Linked DNA regions of Homo sapiens: region 1 is linked to region 2. A link is an interaction called in ENCODE POLR2A ChIA-PET data of the cell type or tissue named here. Cell type or tissue: K562. All regions are shown on one strand. Each heading gives the region's core, and the rest is flanking DNA. Links, peaks and the distances in the headings are about the cores only. Region 1 holds the start of MMP19 (matrix metallopeptidase 19). Region 2 overlaps GDF11 (growth differentiation factor 11).

Region 1 (16,229 bases), core at 4,331-8,330, 90 kb before region 2:
AGCACTTTGCCCTCTTGTCCTCACCCAAGGTGAGGACAGAGCAAGACTCTGTCTCACAAAAAAAAGAAACAGAAAAAAAAAAAAAAAAGAAAAGAAAAGCCTCCAGCCATTTCTAGGGGACTCCTGTGGGACAGCACCTTTTTCTGAGAAATGGAGAAGGGGAGCAGATGTTGATTTCCCTCACACTTTGGCAGAAACTGAAGAACTTCTGGATTTGGGTCTGACGTCCTCTGGGTTTTAGTAGAAACTCCCTCTCTACTAAAAATACAAAATTAGCCGGGCGTGTAATCCCAGCTACTCGGGAGGCTGAGGCAGGAGAATCGCTTGAACCCGGGAGGTGGAGGTTGTGGTGAGCTGAGATTGCGCCACTGAACTCCAGCCTGGGCAACAAGAGCGAAACTCTGTCTCAAAAAAAAAAAAAAAAAAAAAGAAGGAGAGGTCAGCGCTGGGCTCTTTCCCTTGCCAATCCCCTATCAAGCCCTTTTGCCAACAAAAAAGGAACCAAACGTGGGTTTTCCATGCCCATGACAGTTCCCAACGTCAAGACAGATCTGTTTCCTGGTGTCACAGGGTGAGGACAAGAGGGCAAAGTGCTTACCCACATCCTACCTCCCTTAGGAAAAGCAGTTTGGTTTTCTTGAAAGAAAAGCCTGCCATTCCTAGAAGCAGCAAAAAACCCCTGTGCTACCTTCATTTCCCTATCATCCCAGATGCTGAGAGAACACTGACATTTCTCATTTCTCTAGTCTCCTCCTTGTCCCAGGGGCTATAATTCATCCCTTCATGCAACAGGCGCTGTGCTGGGGAATAAGACCACCAGTAGAAGGCACCAGGCTGGGGGTGGTGGCTCACGCCTGTAATCCCCGCACTTTGGGAGGCCGAGGAAGGTGGATCACCTGAGGTCGGGAGTTTGAGACCAGCCTGGCTAACACGGTGAAACCCCATTTCTAGCGAAAATACAAAAATTAGCTGGGCATGGTGGCACGTGCCTGTAATCCCAGCTACTCGGGAGGCCAAGGCAGGAGAATCACTTCAACCCGGGAGGTGGAGGTTGCAGTGAGCTGAGATCATGCCATAGCACTCCAGCCTGGGTGACAGAGTGAGACTCTGTCTCACCAAAAAAAAAAAAAAAAAAAAAAAAAAGGAAAGAAAAGAAAAGAAAAGCCTCCAGCCATTTCCAGGGGAGTCCTGTGGGACAGCACCTTTTTCTGAGAAATGGAGAAGGGGAGCAGATGTTGGTCTCCCTCACACTTTGGCAGAAACTGAAGAACTTCTGGATTTGGGTCTGACGTCCTCTCAACTGAGCTGATGCAGGCCAGTGCCCGACGCAGTGTGTGTGCAAGCTGCAGTGGTGGGTGGGTGGGAATGCCAGGAAGTGTTCATATGGGGGTTGAGGAAGTTTGGAGCATCATGGGAACAGAATGTGCTGGCCCTGTCCCTGAGCCATCCCCAAGCCCCTCCCACTTCCCTGGTCACTAACCAATTCCAGCTGTGCACAGTCCTGACCATCACTTCCCATACGGCTTCTAGGAACTTATGAGTAATTAAAAAAGTGTGTGTGTATGTCTGTGTTTGTGGGTATGTAGGGGAGTCCTCCTAAAAACAGAGGTTTCCAGGGTAACAGCTTAAAAATTCAACCCCACTCTGCCAAAGAAAGCTCCCTATGTCCTGACTCCCTGAGGGGGAAACAGGTCAGAGGCTAACACCACCAACTCCCACATTTATCCAGGTCAAGGGCAAAGTCGGGGCCAGCCCTAACTTGGTTACAGCTCATGTTTTTCTCACCTCCAGTTTCCAGTTTCAGGCTCCAGACTTGCCCTTCTACCTGCCCTCCAGGATTCCCCTTTCTTCTTTCCCCAGCTTCCCTGCCCACTGCCTCCACAGGGTAAGGGTGGCTGTCAGAGGGGGTGGGCGATAGCTTTGAGATTAGCTTCTGCTGGGCTTAGAAATCTCTACAAACTTTTGCCTTCCACCCATAACCCCATGGCCCCTGATCATTAGAAAATACTCTCAGAGGTCTACTCTACTCCCACTTGCTATAGTTTAAAATATTGTCATTAAAAATATTTCTGTAAAACTCTTTTGCCACAATTTGTGGACAGAGAGGGAAACCAACTTGCAGGAAGGGAGCAAGCAAGACAAAGAACCCATTTTTTTCTCTCAGATCAAGTTCTCTTTTTGGGGCAGGCAAGCCACATGTCCTAACCCTTCGCACACACGTCCACATCTCCCCCAGTGAGAGATGACAAATTTAGAGATGACAAAAAAGAGCTGGGTCAGCCCGGCTCAGGGGGTAGGAGCTGGTGGAGGGGGTGGTCATGATGCTGTGCTGGCAACAATTAGTCATCCAATCCTTGCACATGTGCCCAGCCTGCAGCTCCAGACTCTAGGGGCTTTTGTTTGGGTGCCTGTGGGAACTCTGGGAGACTGAAGAGTGCTGAGCAAAGATGGCAGCTTTAGAGCCTGCTCCAGGCTCTGCTGCATCCTAGCTATGTGACCTGAAGCAACTTATTAGAGACTCAGTTTCTCTTTCTGTAAAAAGATGATAATACTGGCCAGGTGCGGTGGCTCACGCCTGTAATCCCAGCACTTTGGGAGGCCAAGGGAGGTGGATCACTTGAGCTCAGGAGTTTGAGACCAGCCTGGCCAACACAGCAAAATCCCATCTCTACTAAAAGTACAAAAATTAGCTGGGTGTGGTGGCACGCGCCTGTAATCCCAGCTATTCGGGTGGCTGAGGCAGGAGAATTGCTTGAACCCGGGAGGCAGAGGTTGCAGTGAGCCGAGATTGCGCCACTGCACTCCAGCCTGGGCTACAGAGTGAGATTCAGTCTCAGAAAAGGAGTAAAAAAGATGATAATACTGGCTGAAGGGTTGTTGTTAAAATTTAAATGAAGTTATCTATTTGGCAGCTTTTACTTTTGATTTATTCTCTCTCTCCTGGCTCCTAAGTTGCTAGAATATAGTTCCACCCCCAGGCCTTCTGAGGCCGGAGTTAGTACCCACCCTCACCTTATGATAACTGCCATCTCTCTCCCTAACACACTAAATATATATATATATATATACACACACATATATATACACACACACACTTTTTTTTTCTGGTTAGGCACAGTGGCTCACACGTATAATCACAGCATTTTGGGAGGCCGAGGTGGGCCGATCACTTGAGCCCAAGACCAGCCTGAGCACCATAGGAAACCCGCCTCCCCCACCCCCCACACTCTCTACAAAAAATACAAAAATTAGCTGGGCTGGGTGGTGTGTGCCTGTAGCCCCAGTTATGCAGGAGGCTGAGGTGGGAGGATTGCTTGAGCCCAGAAGGCGAAGGTTGCAGCGAGCCAGGATTATTGTGCCACTGTTTTCCAGCCTGGGAGACCCAAAAAAAAATTTTTTTTTCTTTTTTTCCTTACATGAGGTTTCTAAGGGGAGGGAGTAATTTGCTATAACATTCATTTTACTTTACTCCTGTCCCTTGCATCCTCCTTGTCTGTCTCTTCCCCACCCCTCCCCTCACCTCTCCTCCATTATCCTCTCTGGCTCCCAAAGCTTTCTCCTCCCTCCCAGACAGTCTCTAGGGGCTGAGGCCAGGCAGGCGGAGCTGGGTGAGCTCAGTTCCACAGACAGTTTCAAAGAAATGCATCAAAATGTTACTAGTGGTTCTCTTTTGGGTAGAATTTACTAGTGGTTTTCATTTTCTTCCTTGTTTGTTTTGGTATTTTCTAATACCAAATATTATAATGAATGATGAATAACTTATTCAGGAAAAAAACACAAAACATTAATTTTAAAAATCGTAATTAATTTTCAATTGGCGCATGTTCTGTTCTCAAAAGGAGAAAGACTGGAAAGGGGGTAGAAAGAGAGGAGGAAGAGCCCCGCAGGGGACTAAGCAGGAACTTGTCCCCAAACTCCATCATTTCCTGGGTGCATCAGCCTTGGTGATGGGCCCTGTCACTCATCGCTCAGAGGCTTTCTGTCCTTCCTTGCCTGTCACTGGTCACTTGAGACTTAGTCACCCAATGGTTACCAGTTGGGTGGTGGATGGGCCAGACGGACCAGCATCATTGAGGGCAGCAATATGGATCAGGAGCATCCCCCACCTTGATCCTGGGCTGTGAGGTGTTCCCTTGTGGCCTCCCAGCCCTTCTGAGAACATAAAAGTTCAGTTACCTTTTCCCCCATTCCTATGTCTACTTCACTGTGCTTTTGAACAATATGAAAATGTTGTATGATGTGTAACTGATGGTGGAGCCTTCAGGGGTCCTAGTTACTTAAAGAACAAAGCTCTAAGTGTCAGTGTGGTGTACGGAAAGAGCATGAGTTATAGAGTCAGCAGAGGGATTTAAATAAGGTCAGGCCAGTTGGGAGTTCCATGTTCTTGGTCAAATTTCCCTTTCTGAGTATCTATTTCCTCCTACAAAAAGTGGCCGGAATAATTTTCCCCTCACCAGATGGCTGTGAGAACTATAGGAGGTAATATATAAAGCATGTAATACATAGTAGCTTTTTATTTATTTATTTATTTATTTTTTTTTTGTGGGGGGACAGAGTCTCGCTCTGTCGCCCAGGATGGAGTGCAGTGGTGCGATCTCAGCTCACTGCAACCTCTGTCTCCCGGATTCAAGCGATTCTCCTGCCTCAGCCTCCTGAGTAGCTGGGATTACAGGCGCGTGCCACCACGCCTGGCTAATTTTTGTATTTTTAGTAGAGACGGGGTTTCACCATGTTGGTCAGGCTGGTCTCAAACTCTTGACCTCAGGTGATCCACCCACCTCGGCCTCCGAAAGTGCTGGGATTACAAGTGTGAGTCACCATGCCCGGACTTTAATTCCTTTAATTTTTTATTTCCATAGGTTTTTGGGGAACAGGTGGTATTTGGTTACATAAATTCTTTAGTGTTTAGTGGTGATTTGTGAGATTTTGGTTCACCCATCACCCAATAATAGGTATTTTTATTTTAATTAATTAACTAATTAACTAATTTTGAGACAGAGTCTCATTCTGTCACCAGGCTGGAGTACAGTGGCGCGATCTCAGCTCACTGCAATCTCCGCCTCCCCAGTTCAAGCAATTCTCCTGCCTCAGTCTCCCGAGTAGCTGGGATTACAGGCGCATGCCATCACGCCTGGCTAATTTTTGTATTTTTAGTAGAGACAAGATTTTGCTATGTTGGCCAGGCTAGTCTCAAACTCCTGACCTCATGGTCCGCCCACCTCAGCCTCCGAAAGTGCTGGGATTACAGACGTGAGCCACTGCTCCCGTCCGGTATTTTTAAATGTAAGTTTTTCTTCTTTTCCTTGCATAGCATTTAAGGCCCTCTCCAAATTCTGTCTCCCAACCACTTTCCCACCCTGGTCATTCTTTGACAGTGATTTATTAAGCACAGCCTCGAAAGCATGGAGGTGGCCTGGGGTAGGCACTCGGGCTTCAGTGGTGAATGAAGCAGTCGTGACCCTTCTGACTTACTGAGTACAGCAGTCTCTCAGCTCTGCACTTTTACTCAAGACCTGCACTGTCTGTCTCTCAGTATCCTTTTACCCTATCAATTCTTTTTTTTTTTGAGATGGAGTTTTTGCTCTGTTGCCCAGGCTGGAGTGCAATGGTGTGATCTCAGCTCACTGCAACCTCTGCCTCCTGGGTTCACGTGATTCTCCTGCCTCAGCCTGCCGAGTAGCTGGGATTACAGGCGCCCGCCACCATACCTGGCTAATTTTTGTATTTTTAGTAGAAACAAGGTTTCACCATGTTGGTCAGGCTGGTTTCGAACTCTTGATCTCAAGTGATTCACCCACCTCAGCCTTTCAAAGTGCTAGGATTACAGGAGCGAGCCACCATGCCTGGCCTTACCCCATCAATTCTTAGCTGGCCTTCAAAGCCCATCTCAAAGCCTGACTTCTCAGCAAACCTCCCCCCAGCCCCAAGCCCCTTAGGGTGAATCACCTCTGGCCTGGCACGCTGGCTCCCCTCTTCCCAGGTGTCTGGATCTGCCTCACTGGATCCGTAAGCTCCCTGAGGGTAGGCTCTGGGCCCTTTACTTATTTGTGCCCTTGTTAAGTCCCACCTACACCCACATATTCCAGGCTCATTAGATTCTTGAAATAATGACTTTTTATTAAAGCAGACATAAGTAGGTTGCAGGAGCATCTATATTCCCAACTTGGTCTTGGGTACAAAGAAACTGAGACTTCACGCTTGACTCCTTCACCTGAAACCCAAGCTACCTCAGCTGTTTCCTACCTCTCAGCTTATTCTAGGGAGACTCAAAGGTAGGGGCGGAGTGATTTGCTGGCCCAGGGTCCCTGAGGCACATTGATGTCTAATTCCAGGGGATGTCCATGATCCCTATCTCTAGTCTCTCCAGAGATTCTGGTTCTCGTCCTGCCTGGATGCTCACCCTAGGGCAGTATGAAGTTTTTCCATCTCCAGCAGAGGACTCTGAGGGAAGCGATTGGGAACTCTCTTTGGCTTCCGCTCTCTGGTAGGGCAAGGGTTAATGGTGAATTGCAACATATCTCTTGGCTGAGTCACCTCCCTCTGCCTCTCCCCCAAATTCCCCTCAGCTGTTATAAAGAGGACTAGAGGCTGGAGAGTAAAAAGAACTGGGGGTAAGAGCCCCTCTGCCTAGCACTGCTCCCCCAAGGCTCCCAGAAATCTCAGGTCAGAGGCACGGACAGCCTCTGGAGCTCTCGTCTGGTGGGACCATGAACTGCCAGCAGCTGTGGCTGGGCTTCCTACTCCCCATGACAGTCTCAGGCCGGGTCCTGGGGCTTGCAGAGGTGGCGCCTGTGGTAAGTCCCCCAAGAAAGAGACCTGGGCCAGCGGAGGGACAGGGGTTACTGCTCCACAGCCCCATCGAAGCCTCCCTCCTGACCTTCAGCCTGCCTGCCTTTCCCTTGCTCTCTCTGCCCCATGGTCTACCCTGCCCATCTCCCGCTGCTTCCCCTTGTTCCACCTGAGCCCCTTCTCTAAGGTGCTTCTCCATTAGTGCTTCCATATCAGGTCCCTCCTCTCCTGATGGATCTGTTAGGTCACTTAGAAGCTTTACTCTGAGACTAACCCCCTTTTAACCTGCTTACCTCCACTCCCATCATAGGACTACCTGTCACAATATGGGTACCTACAGAAGCCTCTAGAAGGATCTAATAACTTCAAGCCAGAAGATATCACCGAGGCTCTGAGGTGAGAAGCTATGAGGTGTATGCCTTTAGGGCTAAGGTCTCAAGGTCTTCTTCCTTCTCATCCCTTCCTCTCCCCAGGCCCACCTCCTCCTGACCCTAAACCATGCCAGGGATTTAGAGATGGGTGGCGATCATTATTATGGTGGTGGGGCATGGGGTGAGATGGGGATTCACAGATGAGGAATACAGGCATTGGATCTTCCTAGGCCATAAGCATTCCTTTGGAGTCTCTACCCACATCATATCTCAAATACTAATATTTAGTTATAGTCCACATAAAGTGTAATGATATGTAAAACTGAGTTGAGTTGTTGACATGCTATTACCTTTTGTGGGCCTTCAATTTGGTACTTATTTATTTCTATTTTATAGTTTTATATGTTGATGTAATGGATTATTTTTCTTTCTGCTCTCAGATATGTTCAGGTCCCTTGAAAAGCCCCTAGGCCCTATGACAGTCCATAGATGGATGAAATTGCTCCAGGGCAAGCTGGGCTGGGACGGGTATCCATTCAGGAAGGGAGAAGGCTGAAGGAGGACAGGCTGTCAGGTGGGAGCACTAGTGGAAAGCTCTCCAGAGCAGGGGAGCCAGACACCTCCACAGAGTAGGAGAAGGTTAGAAATTGCAGTAGAGGGGCTGGGCATGGTGGCTCACGCCTGTAATCCCAGCACTTTGGGAGATCCAGGCAGGGGGATTGCTTGAGCCCAGAAGTTTGACAGCAACCTGGGCAACATAATGAGACCCCATCTCTACCAAAAAAGAAAGAAAGGAAGAAAGAAAGAGAGAAGAAAAAGAAAGGAAGGAAGGAAGGAAGGAAGGAAGGAAGGAAGGAAGGAAGGAAGATTGCAGTAGAGGAGGAAGGCTACACCTGAGGGCAAACTTACTCAAATAAAAGACACTGAAAATGGGGAGATGAAGCTGGAGTATCTCCATTTCTGCAGAACAGAAGAGAAAGTCCCAGTTATGAGGACTGGAGGCTGGAGTAACCCTGTCAGCTTCAGGGATTCTGTGCTATTCTTGGCCATGAACTTGGGCAGCAGGAAGTCAAAGAGCAATCATCTCCCAGTCATTTCAGATTTTCCTGTCCTGGTAGACCCATCCCTCTCCCTCCTTCAGAGCTTTTCAGGAAGCATCTGAACTTCCAGTCTCAGGTCAGCTGGATGATGCCACAAGGGCCCGCATGAGGCAGCCTCGTTGTGGCCTAGAGGATCCCTTCAACCAGAAGACCCTTAAATACCTGTTGCTGGGTGAGAACAGAGCCTGGAAAAGAGAGGGAGAGGAGGGGGTGATGTGGTTCTGGCGTGTGGGTGGCATTAGGACAGTCTGGACCAGCTCAGTGTTGAATAGATAATCACCTGGTGATTACCTGGTTGTCACCTGTCTTGGGGGTTGAGTGCCTAAACCCAGAGGAGCTCTCTGGGGTTGGCAGAAGGATCTGTATTTCTAATCTGTTTTCTGGTCATTAACTAGGCCGCTGGAGAAAGAAGCACCTGACTTTCCGCATCTTGAACCTGCCCTCCACCCTTCCACCCCACACAGCCCGGGCAGCCCTGCGTCAAGCCTTCCAGGACTGGAGCAATGTGGCTCCCTTGACCTTCCAAGAGGTGCAGGCTGGTGCGGCTGACATCCGCCTCTCCTTCCATGGCCGCCAAAGCTCGTACTGTTCCAATACTTTTGATGGGCCTGGTAGGCAACAGTTCTCAGTTCCCACCTCATAGACCTCTGAGATTACCTCTGTCTCCTTGAACCAGTGACTCTAGAACCTTGATGTTTGGGCTGCTCTTTATCCCACCTGCACCATACGCTCTCTAATTACCTCCTAACGGGAGCACGGGCGCAGTTGGTCATCTACATGGAGCCTCCTGTTTGAAACTTCCTCCCTCCCTCCCTTCCTTCTCTCCTTCTCTCTCCTTCCCTCCCTCCCTTCCTTCTCTCCCTCCCTCCCTTCCTTCTCTCCTTCTCTCTCTCCCTCCCTCCCTCCCTTCCTTCCTTCTCTCCCTCCCTCCCTCCCTCCCTTCTTTCCTTCCTCTCTCTTGCTTGCTTGACAGTCTCACTCTGTTGCCCAGACTGGAGTACAGTGACACAATCATGGCTCACTGCAGCCTCAACCTCCCAGGCTCAAGTGATCCTCCCGCCTCAGCCTCCCAGGTAGAGACTACAGGCAAACACTACCACACCTGGCTAATTTTTGTAGAGATGAAGTTTTGCTATGTTGCCCAGGCTGGTCTTAAACTCCTGTACTCAAGCAATCCTCCTGCCTTGGCCTCTGAAAGTGTTGGGATTACAGGTGTGAGCCATCACCCCTGGCTGCCTATGCTTCTTTTTCTCCCTTAAGTTCCCCTGTTCAAGGCATACCTTAGAGGTATGGGCCAGAGAGGACTGGGTCAGAGAGCAGGGAGTGGCTGGGAAGGTAAGGGACAGTGATGGGCATTCCTGAGAGAACTGGGTGATGACAGGGGAATCTGAAAGGGGAGAAAGAAGCATCCAAGAGACAGTGAACATAGCTGGGGGAATTTTAAAGGTATGCATTAATTAGAGTTTATAATAGGCAGGGTGTGCTCTAGCCTAGCGGGCTCTGACCTCCTTCCTGTTCACCTTTGCCTTTGTCCAGGGAGAGTCCTGGCCCATGCCGACATCCCAGAGCTGGGCAGTGTGCACTTCGACGAAGACGAGTTCTGGACTGAGGGGACCTACCGTGGGGTGAACCTGCGCATCATTGCAGCCCATGAAGTGGGCCATGCTCTGGGGCTTGGGCACTCCCGATATTCCCAGGCCCTCATGGCCCCAGTCTACGAGGGCTACCGGCCCCACTTTAAGCTGCACCCAGATGATGTGGCAGGGATCCAGGCTCTCTATGGTCAGTCCCTCCCCCTAGTGAGGGGGAGGGTCAGTCTGACTCCCACGTCAAGGCTTGAAGAGACAGGTCTAGCCTCCATGTAGGGATATAGCTTAGTGTCTTTCTTCTCCTCCAGCCCAGTTACTCAGGCTTCTTCATTTTCAGGAGCAGTTTTTCTCAGACTCTTCTATGTCTAATCTTCCTTCCAGGCCTCTCTCCTTACACCCATGCTTGGGGATGGAGAATGCACCTTCTTTTTTTTTTTTTTTTTTTTTGAGATAGAGCCTCACTCTGTCACCCAGGCTGGAGTGCAATGGCATGATCTTGGCTCACTGCAACCTCCGCCTCCCGGGTTCAAGCCATTCTCCTGCCTCAGCCTCCCAAGTAGCTGGGATTACAGGCACACGCAACCACGCCCAGCTAATTGTTTTTGTATTTTAGTAGAGATGGGGTTTCACCATGTTGCCCAGGCTGGTCTTAAATTCCTGAGCTCAGGCAATCCACCCGCCTCAGCCTCCCAAAGTCCTAGGATTATAGGCGTGAGCCACCACACCCGGCAAGAATGCACATTTTAACAATCCTCCTTCTCCCTTTCTGGTGTCTCTCAAACCTAGAACGTGTCTCCCGCTGATATCAACATAATATTGCCTACCACAAATGAAAACGCTCTAGGATTCCCTTTTCCCCTCTGTATGGGGACTCTGAGCAAAACTTACAGGAGACTGGTGTGGAGGACAGGTGCTGTGAGTTCTCTCCCTAAGCAGCATTACTTTACCTTATAGGCAAGAAGAGTCCAGTGATAAGGGATGAGGAAGAAGAAGAGACAGAGCTGCCCACTGTGCCCCCAGTGCCCACAGAACCCAGTCCCATGCCAGACCCTTGCAGTAGTGAACTGGATGCCATGATGCTGGGTGAGGCCCCTCCCCTCCAGGCTGTTGGCAGGCGGTGGGGGCAGCCTGCTGATCCTGAGGCCTGGACAAATGGGAGTGACATGGGACTTCAGCATGAGCAATGGAGGTTAGACCCCAGGCATTAATGACCATGGAAGGAGACATGTGACATGGGGAGGGAGAGTTCGGAGCCAAATTAAAGGTGGCTTAGGCAGGCACTTACCAAGGCTGCCACGCTCTAAGGGCCACTAGAACACATCTGGAAATGCAGCAAGATGGAGAAAACTATATTACCCAGATTGCCTGTTAGAGAGGGTGCACCTGGTTGGAAGGACAACTAGGAAGCCACTTGGAGGGGAGGGTGAGGTTCCTAAGGAGGAATAGCTATCTGCAGGGCTTTTGTTTTGTTGAGTGGACCAAAGCTGAAACGCTCTGAGCAACAAAGCATTCTGAGTCCTCTTTGTCTGCCTTTAATTTTCTCTTTGAATTAAAGTTGAATGAATTTTTGAAGAATCAGCCTGCAGGGAGAGGGCAAATTGTTAGTCAGCCTGAGATACCCCCAAGTTTCTGTCTACTTGACCTCTGTCTTTTTGACTTGTTGACACACCATTACGCTCAGGGCCCCGTGGGAAGACCTATGCTTTCAAGGGGGACTATGTGTGGACTGTATCAGATTCAGGACCGGGCCCCTTGTTCCGAGTGTCTGCCCTTTGGGAGGGGCTCCCCGGAAACCTGGATGCTGCTGTCTACTCGCCTCGAACACAATGGATTCACTTCTTTAAGGGTAAGGAGGCTAGTTACAGTGTCTTACTTGAGGAGGGCCTAATCTTAAAGAAACTATAAAAGGGAGGGAGATGAGAAGTTTCTGAATAGGTGGACCGGAGGAGACCAAAAGCTATCACCTGAGGACAGAGGTGACTTGTTCTTTCCTCACATGCTCTCAGGAGACAAGGTGTGGCGCTACATTAATTTCAAGATGTCTCCTGGCTTCCCCAAGAAGCTGAATAGGGTAGAACCTAACCTGGATGCAGCTCTCTATTGGCCTCTCAACCAAAAGGTGTTCCTCTTTAAGGTATAAAGTTCAAAGCAAGGGCAAATCCCTTCTTAGGAGGAGTGGGCTACCTTATACTGAGAAGCAAAGCTTGCGCTTGAAGGGAGATGTTCTGCAGCTGCAGTGGGCTGGGGGTGGACCCCTGGGGGTCCTAAGCTCTCTCCTCTTCCTCTCCCCTCTCCCCACCCATCCCATATCCAGGGCTCCGGGTACTGGCAGTGGGACGAGCTAGCCCGAACTGACTTCAGCAGCTACCCCAAACCAATCAAGGGTTTGTTTACGGGAGTGCCAAACCAGCCCTCGGCTGCTATGAGTTGGCAAGATGGCCGAGTCTACTTCTTCAAGGGCAAAGTCTACTGGCGCCTCAACCAGCAGCTTCGAGTAGAGAAAGGCTATCCCAGAAATATTTCCCACAACTGGATGCACTGTCGTCCCCGGACTATAGACACTACCCCATCAGGTGGGAATACCACTCCCTCAGGTACGGGCATAACCTTGGATACCACTCTCTCAGCCACAGAAACCACGTTTGAATACTGACTGCTCACCCACAGACACAATCTTGGACATTAACCCCTGAGGCTCCACCACCCACCCTTTCATTTCCCCCCCAGAAGCCTAAGGCCTAATAGCTGAATGAAATACCTGTCTGCTCAGTAGAACCTTGCAGGTGCTGTAGCAGGCGCAAGACCGTAGATCTCAGGCCTCTAACACTTCCAACTCCAGCCACCACTTTCCTGTGCATTTTCACTCCTGAGAAGTGCTCCCCTAACTCAGATCCCCTAACTTAGATTTGGCCCCCAACTCCATTTCCTGTCTGTCTTAGACAGCCCTTCCAACTGTGTCATCTCTTCTCTGGAGGTCAATGGTGGAGGGAGATGCCTGGGTCCTGTTCTTCCTACATAAAATGCAAGAAAACAGCATGGCCAGTAAACTGAGCAAGGGCCTTGGAATCCTTGAGAATCACATTTATGTGCTTATGATTACGGGCAAGCTAATTAACCTTGTTGAATCTCAGATTCCCCATTTGCAACATTAGGTTAAGACCAGTACTGCAGGATTGTTGCACTAAATGAAATACTGTATGTGAAGTGCCTGGCACAGTGTCTGGTACATTTGTGTTTAATAAAAGCTAACTCCATGTTCATAAGAGAGGACTGAACAGCTCTTCCTCTAGCTGTCTGGCTGTATAACTCTTACAGTAGTCTGTATAATAAGGGCATCTCTATTAGATCTTTAGGGGACAGAGGATTTGTCAAGATGGTTAGCTCTTTGTTTTGGGGTGCAGAGAAAGAAAAGAGCAGCAACAGCAGAGGCTGGACTCCCTGGTTCAGTATTTAATGCCATTTTATTCACATGCTCCCATGTTCTCCCTCCCTCCCATTGTAGCCTTGCTGCCCAGGGGAGGGATATGTCTTCCTTTATGCATCTGGGAAACCAGGAACAGACCCTGCGCAGGAGAGTCAGAGGGGGAAGAGTTAGAATGGGTCAGTGGCTGGAACAAAGTTCTGGTTAAGGAGGAAATTAGTGCCACCCACGGTGAGAAGCAGAGAAGGCACTTGCATCCTATGCAGCCCTGAAGACCAGGCTCCTTTGGGCAAAAGGCAAGACTCTGGCAGGTGGGTCAATGCTCTCTCCTTGGAGCAAGAAGCCAGCTTTTGGGGAAGGCAGGTCCTGAGGCAGGCACTGCCCTGTGGTCTTCCCCAGGTTGAGGAGAGAAGTGGAAGCCCCATGGAAGACAGTGCTCCCAGCTGAGGTAGGAGGCGGAGGTGGGGGTGGGGGTAGTTTAAGCCTATGGGGCCCAGGGGGAAAGGCCAAACAGAAACCCAACTACCCCCTAATGAAGGGCCTGGAGGTTGGGGTATCTTGGAGCTCCTCAGAGCCCTTCTTCCCATCAAAAAGGTATCAAATGCCTTGGAAGCTCCCTGATCCTACAAAACAAAAAAATGCTTATTTTTACCACTGTGAGGCAAGCTGAGGTGAACATTTAAAAGGCTATTTCAAGACGAGGTGCGGTGGCTATAATCCTAGCACTTTGGGAGGCTGAAGCAGGAGGATCACTTGAGCCCAGGAGTTCAAGACCAGCTTGGGCAACATAGGGAGACCCTGTCTCTGCAAAAAAATAAAAACGAATACATAAAAATTAGCTGTGTGTGGCGTCTGTGGTCCCAGCCACTCAGGAGGCTGAATGAGAGGCTCGCTTGGGCCGGGGAAATCAAAGTTGTCATGAGCTGTGGTCACGCCACGGCACTGGACAGAACAAGACCTTGTCTGAAAACAAACAAACAAACAAAAGCTATATGGGTAAGGCTTGGAGGGAATTCGGGAGTCAATTTCTTTGGGGACCAGGGCACCTCTATTATTGGTCAGAGGTAAATATTCATACTTCCCTTCCTCCCCCTTCCCCATAAGACTCTTCTCTGTTCTTGGAACATATCCCTACAAAGCTGGTCTGGGTTGAGGCACAGATCCTGTCCCCAAGTCCAAGAGGTGGGGAAGTTTGTGTGCAGGTCCTGTGGGCTCAAACCCTGCCCACCTAGTGTTCCCAGGCCCTCACAGGGGTAAGGGAAAAAGTGGAAGTCTAGGCTCAGGTCTGGTTAGAACCAGAGATTAAGGTGAGGGGTACAGTGGAACCACAGTCAGAATCCAGGTCCAGGACGGTGTGGGGGGCTGTGGTCTGGGGTCCTGGTCCCAGTTGGCACTCTTGAAGACTCTGGAAGTAACTCTGGAGGGACACAGGGCAGAGAGGGAGTAAGGAGGGGCCTGGGTCAGAGCCCCCCTCCCACCCTGACCATCCCCATATGTCCTCTGCTCCATCTGCCCAGGGTGTCCCCAAGTCCCCCACTCACTGGAGCGAGACTGTCAGCAGGGCTGCAGGTATTGGCAGGGAGCTGATGCCGACAGCTGCCCTCACAAAGCCCCACCCCAGAGGGGATCCAGTGCCATTTGGCCTTTTGCTGAAGGGTCTGAAGGAGTTGGAGATGGCTTTGCTGGTGGCTTAAGACCACTGCTGGCCGGGCGCGGTGGCTCACACTTGTAATCCCAGCACTTTGGGAGGCTGAGGTGGGTGGATCACTTGAGGTTGGGAGTTCAAGACCAGCCTGGCTAACATGGTGAAACCCCATCTCTACTAAAGATACAAAAACTAGCCGGGCATGGTGATGCATATCTGTAATCCCAGCTACTCGGGAAGCTGAGGCATGAGAATCACTTGAATCCAGGAGGCGGAGGTTACAGTGAGCCAAGATCATGCCACTGTACTCCAGCATGGGTGACAGAGTGAGACTCCATCTCAAAAAAAAAAAAAAAAAAAAAGACCACTGCTTCGGAGGGGGCAATACAGACTCAAGAAGGCCTCTTTAGGCCCTGAATCCTACCCTATACACACTCACATTCTAAAGAAACCCATTTGACCTTCCTGTTGTTTCTCTCAAGCCTCATCTTCCCCCCCCATTTATTCCTCTTTTTTTTTTTTTGAGATGGAGTCTCGCTCTGTCGCCCAGACTGGAGTGCAGTGGCGCGATCTTGGCTCACTGCAAGCTCCACCTCCCGGGTTCAAGCCATTCTCCTGCCTCAGCCTCCCCAGTAGCTGGGACTACAGGCGCCTGCCAACAGGCCCAGCTAGTTTTTTTTTTTTTTTGTATTTTTAGTAGAGATAGGGTTTCACCGTGTTAGTCAGAATGGTCTCGATCTCCTGATCTCGTGATCCGCCCGCCTTGGCCTCCCAAAGTGCTGGGATTATAGGCGTGAGCCACCGTGCCCAGCACCCCCCCGACAATTCATTCTAAAAGAAATTCTTCGAAATTCTATTTTTCCTCCTAGACTTCCCTGAGATCCTCCTTTCCTTCTGTAACTCTTTCCTGCTTCCCCTGACTCCTTCAACTTTTTTTTTCAGTGCCCTGCCCCATTCACCTTGGACATCCTCCCCCACTCTCCTTCCTCAAGTGTATTTCTCCCCTTCCCTCCTTAAGTCTAGGAACTGGGGACATGAGTAGGCACAGGTTGGCTGCTTCTGTACCACAGCACTAACTCACCATTAGCGTGGCCTCCATGTTCCTCAGGCACGAGCTTCCACTGGGCCAGGGCTCCAAGGGCCCCCAAGGCTGGCCAGATCCCCAGTAAGACCCAGCTATATCAGCAGAGAGAAGGCAAGGCTGGAAGTGTCTGCAGGCGTTGGCCCAGCCAACTCCCCAGTGCCAGCCCCTCCAGGAAGTAGTCAACACAGGCCACAAGCACTGCAGAACCCAGCAGGGTTGTGCCCAGAACT
Region 2 (16,229 bases), core at 4,661-8,660:
CAGGAGGTCAAGGCTGCAGTGAACCTGGATGGCGCCACTGTACTCCAGCCTGGGCAATAGAGTGAGACCCTGTCTCAAAAAAGAAAAAGGCGGCCGGGCATGGTGGCTTACGCCTATAATCCTAGCACTTTGGGAGGCTGAGGCAGGCAGATTACCTGAGGTCGAGAGTTCAAGATCAGCCTGGCCAACATGGTGAAACCCCATCTCTACTAAAAATACATTTATTTATTTATTTATTTACTTATTTAAAAAAATTAGCCAGGTGCAGTGGCATGTGCCTGTAATCCCAGCTACTCTGGAGACCGAGGCATGAGAATCTCTTGAAACCGGGAGGCAGAGGTTGCGGTGAGCCAAGATCACGCCACTCCAACATGGGCTACAGAGTGAGACTTGCTCTCAAAAAAAAAAAAAAGAAAAGAAAAAGGCTTTGCCACTTAGTATTAATAAGTTACAGTACTTCCTGAGCCTCAGGTTTCATCATCTAGGAAGTGGAGATAATAAAACCTACCTCAAAGTTTTATTTAAAGAGTGAAACGATTCTGTATAAAAAGGGATAGTTTTAAAATATTTAATAAGAACTGGTTGTGCCTAACTCATTTCTGGAAAAGGACAGTGGACTCAAATGAGACTTCCTGTTCTTGTCACTTTGTTTACAGATAGTTTCTCAAAATGAAAGAATCCCAGCACTTTAGGAGAGCAGTGTGGGAGGATCACTTGAGGTCAGGAGTTGGAGACTAGCCTGGGCAACATAGTGAGACCTCATCTCTACTAAAAGTTTAAAATAAATTAGCTGAGTGTGGTGGCATGTGCCTGTAGTCCCAGCTACTCCAGAGGCTGAGGTGGAGGTTGTAGTGAGCCCAGATGGCACCCCTGTACTCCAGCCTGGGCAACAGAGCAAGACTGTCTCAAAAAAAAAAAAAAAAAAAGTATATTAGGCTGTTCTTGCATTGCTGTAAAGGAGAAATACATGAGACTAGGTAACTTATGAAGAAAAGAGGCTTAATTGGCTTACATTTCTGCAGGCTTTATGGGAAGCATGGTGCTGGCATCTGCTTGGCTTCTGGGGAGGCCTCAGGAAGCTTACAATCATGGTGGAAGGCCTTAAACAGCCATATCTGGCAAGAACTTACTATCTTGAGGACAGTACCAACAGGATGATGCTTTATGAAAAGCTTCTTTTTTTTTTTGAGATGGAGTCTCGCTCTGTCGTCCAGGCTGGAGTGCAGTGGTGCGATCTCAGCTCACTGCAACCTCCGCCTCCCGGGTTCAAGTGATTATTGTGCTTCAGCCTCCTGAGTACCTGGGATTACAGGCGTGTGCCACCACACCCGGCTAATTTTTGTGTTTTTAGTAGAGACGGGGTTTTACCGTGTTGGTCAGGCTGGTCTTGAACTCCTGACCTCGTGATCTGCCTGCCTCGGCCTCTCAAAGTCCTGAGATTACAGGCGTGAGCCACCATGCCTGGCCTATGAAAAGCTTCTTCATGAATAAGTATCAGAGTCAGTCTTGTAAATTAAACCCTGAAAATTTTAGAGTCAGATCAGCTAACACTCTTCACTAGAAAAAAGCCAGAGGAGTTTGTATTCTGCTAGGGGCAGTGGTTGGGAGTGCCCATGAAGGACTTGGTGCTGTTCTGTGAGTCACTTCCAGAACCAGAAGTCTTCCCTCACCATTTTGTGTCCTCTCCAGTGTTGCTGTCTCCTTTAAGAGATCTATGATAGGGACTCACCCACATACCACTCACTCCCTATTCGTTCTGTTGGCATCAAAGATTTATATGCCTTTTTTGTGGGTTGGAGTCCTAAGGAATAGCTACTGTCTGGGCCTGACTGCTCAGAAGGGCATCTCCTTCACCTCTATGAATAGCATTGGTTAATCCTTTATCCTCTGAAATCTTCCGTCTCCCCATTGACTGGAAGACTTTTCCCAGCCTGTTAAGAGCCCATTGTTTCCAGGCTAGCTTGATCTCAGGCTGAGTGGCTCTCTTTGCTTCAGGAATCTTCCCATTTTCTACCACTGTTCTTCTCTCTGTCCCTCACCCCCAGTAATCTTCTTTACTCCTCACCCTCCTTACCCATTAAACTTTCCAGCTCCTACTGGATAACTGGAAGGATTGGAGAGATTCAGGAATGAAATCTCTAGCTACCAAGCTCAAGTCTGGGCCATCCTTCCTTCTCGGGCCTTGTGACAGTTCATGTGAGTTTGGATTAAAGCAGCCAGGAACCCAGGCAACTATTGTCTTCAGTCTAATTTTTTTCTTCTTGCTTCTTCTTTACAGGCAAAGAAGAGGAAAAGAGCAGAGCGCTTTGGGATTGCCTGATGAAAAGTTCCTGATACTTTCTGTTCTCCAGTGTTTTCCATTTCTCTCCTTCTTCTTGGTCACATATATGCCTAAATGCACAGTCATGTGCCTACGTCCTGCCTCGCAATGAGGGAGCATGTACCCCAGGTACATCCATGAACTGCGGCAGCAGTTTGACTTATTGCTGTTTCAGCTTTAAGGTTGTTGTGTTTTTGTTTTTGATTATGTTGCTTGTTAATAAAAAAAAATAGAAAAGAGAACAATGTGTTTTATTAGGTGCTCCTTTGATTTATTGGAGCTAGATTAGACCAGATAAGGGGAGCTTCAGGGGCAAATATTATAGAGAATTGGCCATAATACCTTTATCCCTTAGAAGAGAAGACAAGGAAAAGGACTGAGTTTACCCTTTAAGCCTGTTTATTCCCTTCTGTCATACTCACAAGCATTTTTTATCCTCTGTGAAGAGGTTAAGTTACCCACCCACCAAGTCTTTGCTCCAGCAGCTTGTAGTGACCCACTGAAATAAAACAGAACATGGGAGGTTTTAGGTGTTGCAAAGGATATAAATACAAGGGCAGTGATTAGTAGCCTTCTGTTATTAGCTAATAATGCAGACTTTTTCTTGGATAAAATGGAGTCCAGGGTCCCACATTAAAGGAAAAGGGCCCTGATTTCAAGGGTGATGTGATACGATACTATGTTGGTCAGTCAGTTCAGGAAGGGAGATGGGCTGGATATCCCTCAGAGACAGAAGAAATTTTGTATGCAGAATCAAAGCATGACAGAGGATGTCAGAGCTGTTACGCATTGTTAGCTAAATCATTGGGAACATAAGCAGTGGAACTGGAGGCTTCAAGTTCATGTAGATCTGAAACCTGCTTAATCTTTTTGGATATGTTATTGCAGAATTTCTCCTCTTAATCTTTATATAAGCTCGGTTTTTGTTTGAGCTATTTTTGGTAATAAGACTTAGGAGCCTGACACCTTACCTGAAGACTTTGGTACTATGATCAGGTCCCATGTTGCTGTGGTGTAATCCTTTATCCTTATTTCTACTAAAACCTGCCTGGTTTTGTGCTTAATGAAATGGTAATAGTTTGATCACCTTTCTAATGTCAAGATATCTCTTTATTTCTCCAAAGTCTCTGGTTGGTGAGGAAAGCAGGGACCTAAAGTTTAGATAATTTAGAAAAATTGTGCCTTGGAGAGCAGATCCAAAAACTGCTGCCCATTTGTTGTGAAGTTTGCCCCATTCTGAGACTTTGGAGAAGTGAACAAAAGGGAATGCTGGTTAAATTTTTGACACCTCTTCAACCAAATAAACCTTAAAATTGGAATGACCTTCCCTTTTCCCTCTTTTCTGTCTGCCTTCCTTTTCTTTACCTCAGGCTCTGATCTTGGGGCTAGCTTTTCCTCTCTCTACTCTGCCTTCATCTGAAAACAGAATAGATCTGATTTGTAACTTGAGAGATTATAGATTCACTAATGGTTTCTTCCTGAATATGGTTTTAAAAAGAGAAAAATACATGAGGGAATAGAGCAGATGCTGATTATGAAGTGGAACAGTGGATCTTTTGGAAGTTTTCTTCGTCTCTTTATCCTCTATAACCTTCCAGAAAGATATTCAGCCTTACTTGCCAGGATTCTCTTCTTGAAGCCTAATTATTCTCCTCACTCATCTTACTTCCCCTAGATCTTTGAACAGTGTTTTCCAATTTGTGAGGATTTTTTTTTTTTTCTTATTAACCTCTTTCATCCCATTTCAGCAGCTGTTCCTATGTTGGTCAGAAGTCTCTAACCTCCAAGCCAGATGAAGTCCTCCCCTTCCTATCTCATTATAGTCATTCTCCACATACTCTTTGAGCATGAATAGTTCAGGATGCCTTTTTCCCAATTCAGTTTTAAAATAGTAATTCCGTTTGGAGATGGAACAGACATTGAGGCTTGTAATTGTTTACCTGAGATCTTAGTACCCTTCCTTCCTCTCCCCGTTTCCCTACTATAGTTGATCCAGCATCCAGATGTGGTTAACTGATTCCAATTCCTGAAGCTGTGACATTCTCTGCATACCTGGAAGCTCTTAATGAGGGAGTCTATAAAAGCTGTGGGGAGAACTAGCTTCCTCAGCTGTAAATCTGTACTTTTTTATGGTTCTCTAGGATTATTCTTTTTTTCCACTCTCACTCTAAACTGCCCAGCCCCCCACCCCACCTCTTAAGAACTGCTGAAGATAGAGGCTAGAAGCTTCTGTGAGGATGAGGGCTATAGGAAGGAAGGTGTGAATAAGGGCAGGACTTCTTGGTGTTGAGCTGAGTTCTCTTGCTGTGTCTGATATGAGGAGTGAGGGAGGAACTTAAGGGAGGATAACTTTTTTGCTGTTCTCTTATATGAGGGCCTCTGGCAATGCCACTTATTTCTGATTATTGGAATCCCCCCAAAATTTAACCTCCCCTTCTCTTGCCATATCTAGACTTTTCTTGTTTTTCCCTTCCAAAGGGATTTAAAATTACAGGTTTCACATCTTTCCAGATTCTTTGAGTCCAAGGTGTCCCTAACTTTCTTGTTATCTCTTTCCCTTATGTTATTCCTGTATTTAGGTTTCTACCTCCCGGATCACTTTCAATAGGATAGATTAGAATGTAATATTGTTTAGCAACTACTTAGGTTTAATTTCTTATTCTACCACACTAGCTCTGAGACCCTGCGCAGATAATCATTCTCTTTTCAGACTGTACCAAAAGGAACCCCATTGTGAAGGTTGCTGTGTGAATTAAGTGATATTCTCATATCATGTATTCACACTACAATTTGCTTACCATAATTTGCATAGTAATTATTCAATAAATATTAGCTTTTACTGGGTGATCAGGGTACTGTGGAAATACATATTTCTTTCCCTGAGTAGGTTCTAGCTAGGTATGAGTGCCCTAGTTTGAACATGTTTGTGTGTGCATACACCCAGTTAATGCAGTCGTATTTTGAGAAAAAGAAAAGGCAGAAAGAGTCCCATTCACTCCCTCAAGCCCAGCTCACTGGCAGGAAAGCTGGACATTGTTGCTTTGGAGCATTGATTTTCCTGCTTCTACGCCACTACAGACCAGAAGCTGTAGATGCCACTGCCTGCTGATTCTTAGCTTGGGGCCCCTGCCATTTAAAATATAGGCAAGGTCAGAGTATAGGATAGCTTCCCATGCCTTCGGTTGGAGGATGTTTTAGGATAAAGAAAAGACTTGTAAAAAGTCATCTTGAGTAGTCTTTTTTTGGGTGTTCTCTCAATATAGGAAACAAATGAGCCACAGGGAGAGAAAACCCATTTTCAGCTCAGGCCAAAGTTAGGGGTAGATGTGGATATGGTTCCCTTGGGAAGATAGAATACATAACACTTCTGCTACTCAACCACTTCCAGCCTTAGTCTTGTAGTTGGTCTCGAGTGGGGTCAGTGTGCTGATAGAACTGATAAGACAGGGAAAACATGGCAGTACATTGAACCCGCAGTAGCGCTGTCCCCAATTCTGGATCAGGTTGATGTCACAGGAGCTTTCCTTATTTTTATTTTACTTTAATTATTTTTAGAGACAGTGTCTTACTGTGTTGCTCAGCTTGGAGTACAGTGGCTATTTACAGGCCCAATTATAGCACACTGCAGCCTTGACCCTCTGGCCTCAAGTGGTCCTCCTGCCACAGCCTCCTGAATAGCTGGAACTACAGGAGCACACCACTGGGTCCTGCTTTCCTTTTTTTTTTTTTTTTTTTTTTTTTGGAGATGGGAGTCTCACTCTGTCACCATGCTAGAGTGCAGTGGTGCGATCTCAGCTCACTGCAACCTCCGCCACCTGGGTTCAAGCGATTCTTCTGCCTCAGCCTTCCATGTAGCTGGGATTACAGGCGCACGCCACCACGCCCGGCTAATTTTGGGTATTTTAGTAGAGATGAGGTTTCACAATGTTGGCCAGCATGGTCTCGAACTCCGGACCTTGCATGATCCGCCCGCCTCGGCCCCCCAAAGTGCTGGGATTACAGATGTAAGCCACTGCGCCCAGCCAGCTTTCCTTATTTTTGAAAAATGTGAGTCAGGCAATATTCTTTTGCCATTCCCAACTCATATTCCTGGGGAATTGTGCTCTAGGTACATGGGAAAAATTTTTACAGTGAACTGAAAGAATATTTGAGATGCTATTTTAGCCACTCTTGTGTAACAAGGCAAGTTCGTTGGCTATGTTGGTTTAGATTTTTGTCAAACTTCGTTGAGGAAACCTAGGAACAGGGACTGCAGGAGAATAGGACACTAGCTGGATCATCTCAAGAGAACCTTTAGATCTTCCATACTAGCTGGATCATCTCAAGAGAACCTTTAGATCTTCCATTCTGTGGAGGCTGGGAGAGGGGTCTTGTTGTCTTTGGGACTGTTTTGGCTCAAGCTTTTCAGAGAGGGGTTGTTCTAGGTACCCCCAGTTTCCTGTCCTCTTTCCATCCTTCCTTGGCCTGCATGTCCCAAACCTTATACCACCATGCCCTTAGTGTTTTCTGTCTTGCTCCAGGACCCCATCTTCTTAGTCATTGAACACGAGGTTTCCTGTCTCAGATCCTCTTCACCTCCGGTTCTCCAAGGTGTAAATGTGGCACTTGATTAGGGAGAAGAGCTCAGCACTGAATTCTAAACTCTTTGACCGCTTTTATTTTTTTTTTCAGGTTCAAGTGCTGGATTGTGTCATGTGACCATCCCAAAACTCAGAGCACCCTATGGCCGTCTTTGCCCTCTGTCACATAACTTGAAAACTGCCTGATGGCCTTTTTGCAGTGGTTCCCTCCAGGAAGCCTTGATCTCAGTTGAAGAAGTTCTTTCCTGGCATTCCAATGCCCCTGTCAGCTCCATACTCCTCAGACACCCTTAACAAAGGCTGTCATGCACACAATGTGACAAATACACAAAATAAATGATAATTACACTAATAATGATATGTTCAGAGGGGCACTGGCCAGGTCCACACACATCATAAGGTGGGAGGGGGTGCTAACTCCCACTGGGTTGCTGAGCTGTGCCCCCCAAGTCCCTTCACTCTGTGCCTCTTTGGGGGTAGGGAGGAACAGGGGAATGAGACTTCAGCTCACAGATTTATGTTCATAAGAGAAAGACCCCTGCCCCCCCCCCACCCACCACACACACACAAAGGTCTTTATTTGGTGGTATTTAAGGAGCTGTATTCTAAGTGTCCCCCATATTTAATGCCCCAGCTCTCTAGAATCTGTAGAGGGAAGATACCTGATGCTTATTGCCCAATCCCTACTCTGCCAAGATCACGAGGCATTTGACCTTGGAGGGAGGTATCTGTTCTTCACTTCTCTGTTCCTTTCCTTCCACCAAGGAAATGTGAGTGGTGTTGATGGCCGGGTGTGTCTTGTCCTTCAGGATTGGGGCAGAAGGAAGGATGAAGAACAGGGCCAGAGAGGCTTGGGGTTAGCATAGCTGCTATATGGGTGAAGGCAAGCTGAAGAGCCTAACAGCCCTGCCCATTCCTCTACTGAAAGATCTTGTTTCACTTTCTCACTATAAGAATAGGAATAAGATGTTAAAGCTCACCAACATCACCTTCTCAAGGGTGGTCACATACCTTTGCCCCTTCCACCAACTGGCCAAGGGGGAGAGTCATGCTCTTGGGAAGAATGAGCCATCCAGTTTTGCTCACCAGCTTGGGCTTTACTTTAGTTCAGTACTGTTTTTATCAGACCCGTAACTGCTGGCTCTACTTAGAGTGACAGTTTTGCTGAAGATTCTTACCCCCACCTCTCCTGACATCCTCTAAGCTCTTGCCTGGAGCCAAGAGGCCTGGTGGTGAAGTAAGGATAGGGTGTGGATCAGGAGATTCTCAACTCCTTGGCTTCTAGGCACTGTCCAGCTGGGAGGCAGAGGGGAACTTGTACTCTGAAGCCTGTGACTCCTCTTAAGCCTCACATCTCTTCACCACTACTCTGGTGCCCTGGTTATCTGTCCCACAGCGAGAGGTATTTTATGTCCATAAAGTGCCCGTGGTAAGTGCTCAGAATTCATCTCTTGGCTGTGGCGGGTGCTGTCATTTCTCATTCCATTGAGGGGAAGAAACTGAGGCACAGTGAGTCCAGAGGAGAATGGGTCAGGGTTGTGGGAGGAATGAATGGGCCTAGCTAGTGACTTGAAATGGCAACCAGTCTCTGCCTGCTTCCTAGCCTTCCAAGCCCGGGAGTCTCCATCCTTCCCATCCTCTGTTCTAACTGGCCTTGTCAGATGCTTTTCCCCACTGTACTTTCCCCTCCCTGCTGCCAGGTACTGTTAGATTCCAAAAATAAAAGGAAAAAATAATTATACACTCTGCTTCCTTGTTCTCCCCTCTTCCACCCTGAGCTTTGGGGTTAGGAGACTAAAATGTCCCCCTTCCAGAATCCTTCCCACCTTGGTCTGCTGGCTCTATTCCCTAGCCCAGAGCAGTGATTTGGATTCAAATGCCCTGTAACCTTCAGCCTCCTTACTGCTCCTTTCTTGACCTCTCCTAACGCTTTCCAGACCCAGGGGACTCTGGGGTCTCTATACTCTCTCTAATTGACCTGAAGATAGAGGCTGGGAGCAGGGCCATTCCAGAGGCTCTTTGGTCTCTCTCTTGGCTGAGGGAATTTGGGCATAAGCAGGCTGCACCCTCTGGCTAAATAACTCAGCATCATGAGGGTGGACCTGAGGGTTTAAAGTAGCTCTCATTATATAGATCCTGGATGTTGAGGGTTCTCTCTCCCACCCCCGCATCCCCAGCTCTTAAACCCTAACCTCTTACTATTTCCATGACAACTGGCTTCAATTCAAGCCATTTGGCTCAGAAAAGGTTGAGTTAGGGTGATGATGGGTTAGAAACTAAACTTCATGTGTCCGCCCTCTTGCCCTTTACTCCCATTCCCAACCCTGGAGGCTTTATACAAGTGCTTAAGTGAGTAGGTGTTGGGGAGAGCAGGGTTTGGGGAATAAGGGATAAACGGGGCACAGTGGGCAGGGGCCCTCCTATTCCAGTAAAGCCAAATACCAAAAAAATGAAAAGTCACAATAAATAAATAAATAAAAATTCCCAAATCTTTTTGCCCCTGCCCTCACTTCCCCTTCCCCTGGCCACTGTTGGAGGGAGAGAAGGAGAAAAGAATGGATTTTTGATTTCTTCTCCTACTGAATAGTCAGGGGATCTCCCCAAACTATACCAAGCCCCTCACCTTGCCAGTGGAAGAAAGGAGGCTTGGTGTGGGGCTTTCATTTATTACTCCATTTCAGTCTCTTTCTCAGTGTTTTGTCTCTGCCTCGTCTGTCTCTTCTGCCTCTCTCTTTGCCTTCTCACTGCTGCTCTTTTTGTTCCTCTGTCTCTATCACTGTCTCTACATCTCTCTGTCTTTTTGTCAAACCTTCTCATCTGCAAACTTCAAACACTCCCCACCCTGACTATGCCCCTGCTTCCCCTTTCCCCCAAACCCCTCACCCTCAATTCCCACCTGCCTCCCTCTGTTGTATTGCACACGGCTTGGTCGGGGAACGGTGTGATGTTCGCGGGAAGAGTGGAGGGAGCTCTAGGGCTTGGGGGGATGGGGGCAGGGCTAGGGGTCTTGGGGTAGGGTCTGTGGGGGAGGCATCCTCTATCCCCCACCTTAAGAGCAGCCACAGCGATCCACCACCATGCCAGGGATCTTGCCGTAGATAATCTGCTGCTTGTCATTGAAGTAGAGCATGTTGATTGGGGACATCTTGGTGGGGGTACAACAGGGCCCAGCAGAGCCTCTTGGATTGGCCTGCTGCACCAAATGGGTATGCGGATATTTTTGCATGAACATGTACTCGCACTGGCCGGAGCAGTAGTTGGCCTTGTAGCGCTTAGGTGCGATGATCCAGTCCCAGCCGAAAGCCTCAAAGTCCACTGTGAGGGGATATCGGCAGCAGCGGGACTCGCTTGAGTGCTCGTCGCAGTCCAGACCCAGGTTCCGCCGGGAACGTTTTGTGTTCTCTAGGACTCGAAGCTCCATGAATGGATGCTGAGGGTCAGGGAGAGGGGAAAGAAATGTGATATGGTCCTGAACAGTTCCTCTTCCCTGTTCCTTTCCCACCTGCCAGGGGCATCAGAATAGAGACTGCTGACTTCTCAGCTTTTCCATTGCTCCCACCCCCAGAATTTATCTTTTGCCCACTTTTCTTGCCAGCTAGCTAGCTCTCCTTCAACTCACCATCTCTAATTCTTACTCTTCTGGCAACCTGATCCCTGTCAGCCCCTTGGCCCAACGCCTCAACAGCCAGTTTTTTTGTTCTCACAGCTCTTCCATTAACTGACACCTTTACCTTCAAATCCAGTTTTCAGCTGTTGTCTGATTTGGATCCTTGAGAAGTAATAGTTGCCACCCCACTCCTCACCTCCTCCTCTAGAATCAGCTGCTGACCCCAGAGAAGTAATGCTGGTCCCCAACCTCCTTCACATTCCTTGTCTACCTTTTCCAATGTAACCCTATCTCCTCAGGGCCAGGTTACACATATCCACCACCTCAGGCCCCCTGCTCACCAGCCCCTCGGCTCCCGGCCCCAGGGAGGTGACAGCCAGGTCTGTGCCACTGGGATCAAAGGCGTTGATCTCGATGCCCCAGTTGCTCTGTGGCTGGCGGAACCAGCTGTGTAGCACTTGCTTGAAGTCGATGCTCTGCCAATGGCCTGAGCGTGAGTGCAGCTCAATCTTCAGTGAGCGGATACGGATGTGACGCCGGCCTCCGCCCCCTCCCCCTGCGGTCCCTTCCCCAGTTAGGGGTTTTAGTCGCAAGATCTGCAGGTAGACTGTGGCTGGGCGGGGTACAGGCCGTAGGTACACCCACAGCTGGGCCTTCAGTACCTTTGTGAACATCACCTTGGGGCTGAAGTGAAAATGGCAGCAGAGAGGGCTGCCATCTGTCTGTACTGCTGGGTCCGCTGATAAGAGAGAAGGGCACAGCATCAGCAAAGGGTGTTTGTGTAGGGGATCAGTAGTCCTGGGTGGCACTGGCAATTTTGGACTTCTCAGCCTGATTTTCCAGTTCTTCTTTACCCTTCTCCCATGCCTATCTTATACCATGTCTCCGGTACCTAAAACAGCACTTCCTCTTTAGGATGATGGCCCTATAAGGCCTTACTGATCTGTGTCCATTTCCTAATCCATTTGCCCTAATATATAGGTTCCTGTCTACCAGATAACCTGCAAAATTATTCATCCACCACCATCCTTACTGTCCAACTTTTCCCAGCATATAAGGCTCCAACATTTTCTGAATCTTTGAAGCTCTTTATAGAAGCCATACCTCTTATCACACCTGCTGCCCTTCCATCACCTTTCCCCTATCTGCTCTGATTTATCTGCTGGACAGGTAGAGCCTGGCACATCCCTCCCCCACAAAATAACACAGATGGCCTCAGAGAGGGGATAACCCAGGGTCCAGATAGGGAGCATGAGCTAAATTTATCCCATTATGTAAACCAGAATTCAGATCTAGGCTTCTTGCCTCACTCCCATTAGGAATAACACCCAGCAAAATGGAACTATCCAAGCACTTCCTATACATCTGTCTCCCCATTCTCTCTTAAGAAGTTTCTTCAGCTGCTGCTCCATCATCATCACCATGACTGCCCCCAGCTCTTGAGGAAAGGAATAATTACCTCCATGGTGTTGCCTCCTATTTGCCTAAAGCACCAGAAATAATATTAAATACACCAGATTAACTACAATGCCTTTTTTCTCCCCTGAGCTTCCTTTGACTTCTCAGTCTAGTGCCAGTAGGTCTTTACAAAGTTTGAACATCCCAACTTTACATTTTGACCCATTTCCCCTTGCTCTGGACCTTAAATTGATCCTTCTTGGGTCTAATAGATGATTCTCAATAAATATCTGCCTCTGCCTCCATTCCAGCTCCTCTTCACTGCCTTTCCTAAGTCAGTTGGGAGTGTCCTACAACATGTCTCCATTGGACAGAATATGTCTATCCTGACTCTAGATAGGAAGAATCAGGAATGAGCTTCCAGAGCCATATAAGCAGGGTTAGGAAGTCTAGGCCTTTAAGTATCCTCCCCATGTCTTGAGTTCTGCAAAATCAGGATGGACTTAGGGTGTCCTGTCAGCTCTTCCCCACCCCCACCCTGGGAGAAAGAGGACCTTCTAAGGGAGATGAGGAGAAAGTGCTTAATGAACTTCATATATTCAGGATATGATACCCAAAGTCTCTATAGCTTTTTTTTTTCTTGATTATTCTCTGAGGTCCCAGGGCCCTGGTAGTCCAGTTATTTTACTGGCTGGAGCTTCAGTGATGGTGCAATGGAGTAGGGTTTGGGGGGTGAGAATTCAGAGATCAGAAGTAGCTGGGATAGGGAAGCTACTAGTGAGATGGGGAGTGACAAGCAACATCCCAAATAGCATACTTTACAAATTTCAGCATAAGAATTGTCTATTTTCTTGCCATTAGGTACTAATCTCCATGAGAGTGGACACTGTTGTTATTCATACTGTGTCTGTTTTGCTCACCATTGTAGCTTCAGTGCCTCCCATAGTGCTAGACAGCACTCAATAAATACATGGTGAATGAACTCCCTAAACTCCCAATCTTAAATTATACAGGCAAGTGCCTGAAAGTTCTTCCTGGCATCTAAATTCTGTTCTTTGGCTATAATTGAAGTGGGTTTAATCACTGCCTGATTCCTTACTAACCACTATCTAACCTTACTCACCAAACTTCTCAGTGTGATACAGATAATAATAATTCTTGCTTCACATGAGTGCTGAGCATTAACTAGAGAATGTGAAAATAGGAAACAAACAAACCAACATTTATTGAGAAGCTACTACTATTTTCGCATTCTCTACTAAGCTCTAAACATAACCCTCCCTCTACCTAAGCTGATCCAGGGTTTGAAGATGAGGGCTACATCTAAGTCTTTGGTTCCACATACTTGTCCCAGTGGACAGGGGACAGTCAGTGCTACAAGGAGGTAGAACATAGGGAGAAAGAAAAGAGCAGGGAGAAGAGCCAGGGGAGAGACTGGAGATGGTGAGGGAGATAATAGAGAAGAGACTGTTAAGAGTTGAAGGCATATTAGTAGATATAGGGAGAGAAATAGAAGTTAGAGTGGAAAGATGCAGGGGATAATCATGGCAAAGGGAGAATAAGTTTGAGAGTTTGAGAATCCTGATGCAGAGGCAGTGATAGAAAGGAGTGGGTGATGGTTAGAAAGCTAAAGGTGGGAGGAAGCTAAACCTAGTGGGGTAAAGGAGAGAAAGGATAGAAAGGGTACAGACTGAGGAACAAAGGAGAAGCAGGTAGAGCCACAGAGGGAAACGGGGCTCGAGAGAGTACCCAGCACACATATGCCGAGCTCTGATGGGGAGGAAAAGGGGCCACATCTGTGTTGAATTGATCGGGCTGGTGGCAGGCAGCAGGTCAGGTTTAGTAGGCGGCGCTGGTGGGAGAGAGAGGTCACTGCACTATTTTCAGCAAATGCCCAACCCCCTCCCTGCACACCACCTCCCCTTCCCCCCACCCTAACCCCCCCAAACACACACACTCCCAACCATGGCTGGAAGGCCTAAGGGCAGGAGGTTGGGCTGAGAGGGCAGGGGCCTCTTGGTGTGGGGAGGAGAGAGAAACTCGGGCTGGGCTTGGCTCCCAGAAGGGCAGGGGGCTGGGTTCCCAGGATGAAGGCTTGGTGGGAGAGCCTGAGAGGGTAGAGGGAACTAGGGCAGGCAGAGCAGCCTAGGAGAGGTGGGGGCTGGGGTCCAGGGTTGAGGGCTGGGGGAGGGGAGGGAGGGGGAGGGGAACGGAGGCCATCTCTGCTGACAAACACCTCCCCCGATTAGCAGAGCACAAGTCTCTTATTAAAGCGGGTCCCTGGGGATTAGACTATAAAAGTCTCTTTTTCCTTTTCCCCTCTCTCCCTCCCCTCCCCTCCACTCCCCCTCCCTCTCTTAAGAGCTCAGCTAGGCTCTTAAAGGGGACGTACAATACCTGGCCGGAGACCCAGTTCCCTACTTGTACAAGTCCTGGGGTGGCACGGGACTGTAAGTTTTGATGGGATCCTACCAGCTGGTGTCCCCTTCCCACCGACCCAGGCCTCACCTGCACAGCCCAACTCATGAAGGCAGGGTCCCTTCACTTCGTGTATCCCCATTACCAGAGCTAACTCTGGTGGGCTCAGGCCTGTTGGTTAAGGGATGCTAAGGATATTTAGGGGCAAGGAGAAGTCCACAGCCCCATCACCCATCCTGGAAATCTTCACACACACTACACCACAGAGACTAGAGTATCTTTTCCCTCTGTAACCTTCATCTTCCAGCAAACTCTTGATCTGAATTCCTCTATAACTCTGTTTCCTAGAAACCCCACCCCCTACCCCTGCCCTCAGTCGATCTGAGACTGACCCTAGCTTCCATAAGCAGAAGGCTTAAGAATAGAAGGGAAACTGAGGAACCCCAGACCGGATCCCCATACCTCCCACCCCCACAGCCAGTTTCCTGGTTCTTTGAGTTTAACAGCCCTGACCAAGTCTTGTGGAATTGAGGTCTGCAGAAATACCAGGGGCAGTGTGAGGCACTCAGCCTCCCAGATGCACACCTGGGTTCCTGTGCCTCTCCCATGGGGGTGGGCCACTGGGACTCCCCTCAGCCCCCAGCTTTTTATGACCCATCTGCCAATAAACCAGTCTCCCCCGTCTTCTGTTCACAGCCATAAAACCAAACTCTGTGTGTGTTGCAGGGGGCTGTGGGAAGGGGGGAACCTTGCCAAACCACTAGGGAATAAGAGAGGCCTGGTTCCCTGTAGTTGGGGAGGGGGGGAGACCTCAGTGGGGGAGGAGAAGGAGTCACCTGACCCTAAGGAGAGCTGGAAAAGGGGGGGTGTAGTATTCGCCTGGATTTTCCAGGCCATAAAATTTCAAAGCAGCTCATGTCTATTATATGTTCATCTTCCGTTTGGTCAGGGGCTCGGATGCCTGGGTTCCTGCTCCCCCATCTACTACTTTCTCTTTTTTCCTAGGTCTTCGTCTCTCTCAAGTCCACCTGCGGTAGGGGTGGGCGAATAAGGGATGGAACACTAAGGTTTGAGTAGCCAATGAGTGTCCTTAGCCCCCAGCGCAATGGAGTTGAGCTCTCCGAGCTCGGTCAGTATCAAGAAGGCACAGCTTTTCCGACCCCTTGGGATACCCGGTCTGAGACAGGGGTCAGGATGGAAAGGGTGCCAGCTGGGCTGCCAGGAGGTGTACAGGGCTCTGGGACCCTATTCTTGGGAGAAAGCACACAGTTCTCTGCAACCCGTTGGGCACGTTGCGAACGGAGCACGGAGTGGGGAGTTACCGCCAGGGCCACTGGGAAGCAGAGAGCACTGCAGTCCAGCTGGGGCTGCGGGGGTCCTGCAGCCTCCCGATTCTGTTCTCCAGCCTCCCCACCACGGCTTTTCAGGACAGAGTCACTGCCCAGCCCCAGCTTCCCCGGACTCCAACAAGGATCTTTTTAGCATACTGGGGGTGGAAGGCACTATCTCGAAACCCGCCCCATTTCCCCCGCCCCAACCTCCGGGAACTAGGCGTGCATACAACTTTGCAGCCCATCTCCACCGCTCGGAAAACTTCTATGAAGTAGCCCCCGCTCCCTAATTCGTCAAGTTTTCGCAGAAAAAGCTTCCGGGCCGGGGCAGCAGGGAGCGCCCCGCTTGGAGCAGAAGGCGCCCTTCGCGGGGCCAGAGCCAGCACCCCACTGCTCGCGCCCCGCAGCCCACTTACTCTCCTGGGCCATGCTAATGACGGTCTCGGTGGTGGCGTGGTACTCGTCCTCCTCCAGGAAGTCCTCGGGCTGCAGCGCGTCGCCCTGGAAGTCGTGTAGGTCCAGGATCTGCTGCAGCGGCGGCGCCTTGGGCAGCAGCTGCTTCACCACCTCGCGGC

The links. Peaks named below come from ENCODE experiments on the same cell type or tissue, not always from the same donor. Only the 100,000 strongest peaks of a DNase experiment are listed, where the experiment ranks them.
Region 1: POLR2A ChIA-PET joins it to region 2 with 5 read pairs; 10 of 35 experiments call an interaction of 5 or more read pairs at or near these places.

The regions. Positions count from the first base shown.
Region 1 is chr12:55,833,309-55,849,537 of GRCh38, reverse strand. MMP19 (matrix metallopeptidase 19) reads left to right here and starts at 6,602. Exons shown (of 9, transcript NM_002429.6): 1 at 6,602-6,794; 2 at 7,100-7,185; 3 at 8,302-8,432; 4 at 8,656-8,871; 5 at 9,797-10,042; 6 at 10,804-10,932; 7 at 11,531-11,695; 8 at 11,856-11,983; 9 at 12,164-14,105. The coding sequence starts at 6,708. The coding sequence ends at 12,502. It also overlaps the pseudogene TMEM198B. In K562, for the core only: a CTCF peak has its summit at 6,712; a DNase peak (open chromatin) is centred at 6,547.
Region 2 is chr12:55,743,603-55,759,831 of GRCh38, reverse strand. It overlaps GDF11 (growth differentiation factor 11), which reads right to left. Exons shown (of 3, transcript NM_005811.5): 1 at 16,071-16,229; 2 at 10,849-11,246; 3 at 2,568-10,330. The coding sequence ends at 9,950. It overlaps SARNP (SAP domain containing ribonucleoprotein), which reads left to right. Exons shown (of 11, transcript NM_033082.4): 11 at 2,279-2,562. The coding sequence ends at 2,320. Among named protein-coding and RNA genes, the nearest start is that of GDF11, 8.6 kb to the right of the region's middle. RefSeq lists enhancers at 12,310-12,813, 12,814-13,317 and a silencer at 15,675-15,734. In K562, for the core only: no CTCF peak of the experiment used is centred there; no DNase peak of the experiment used is centred there.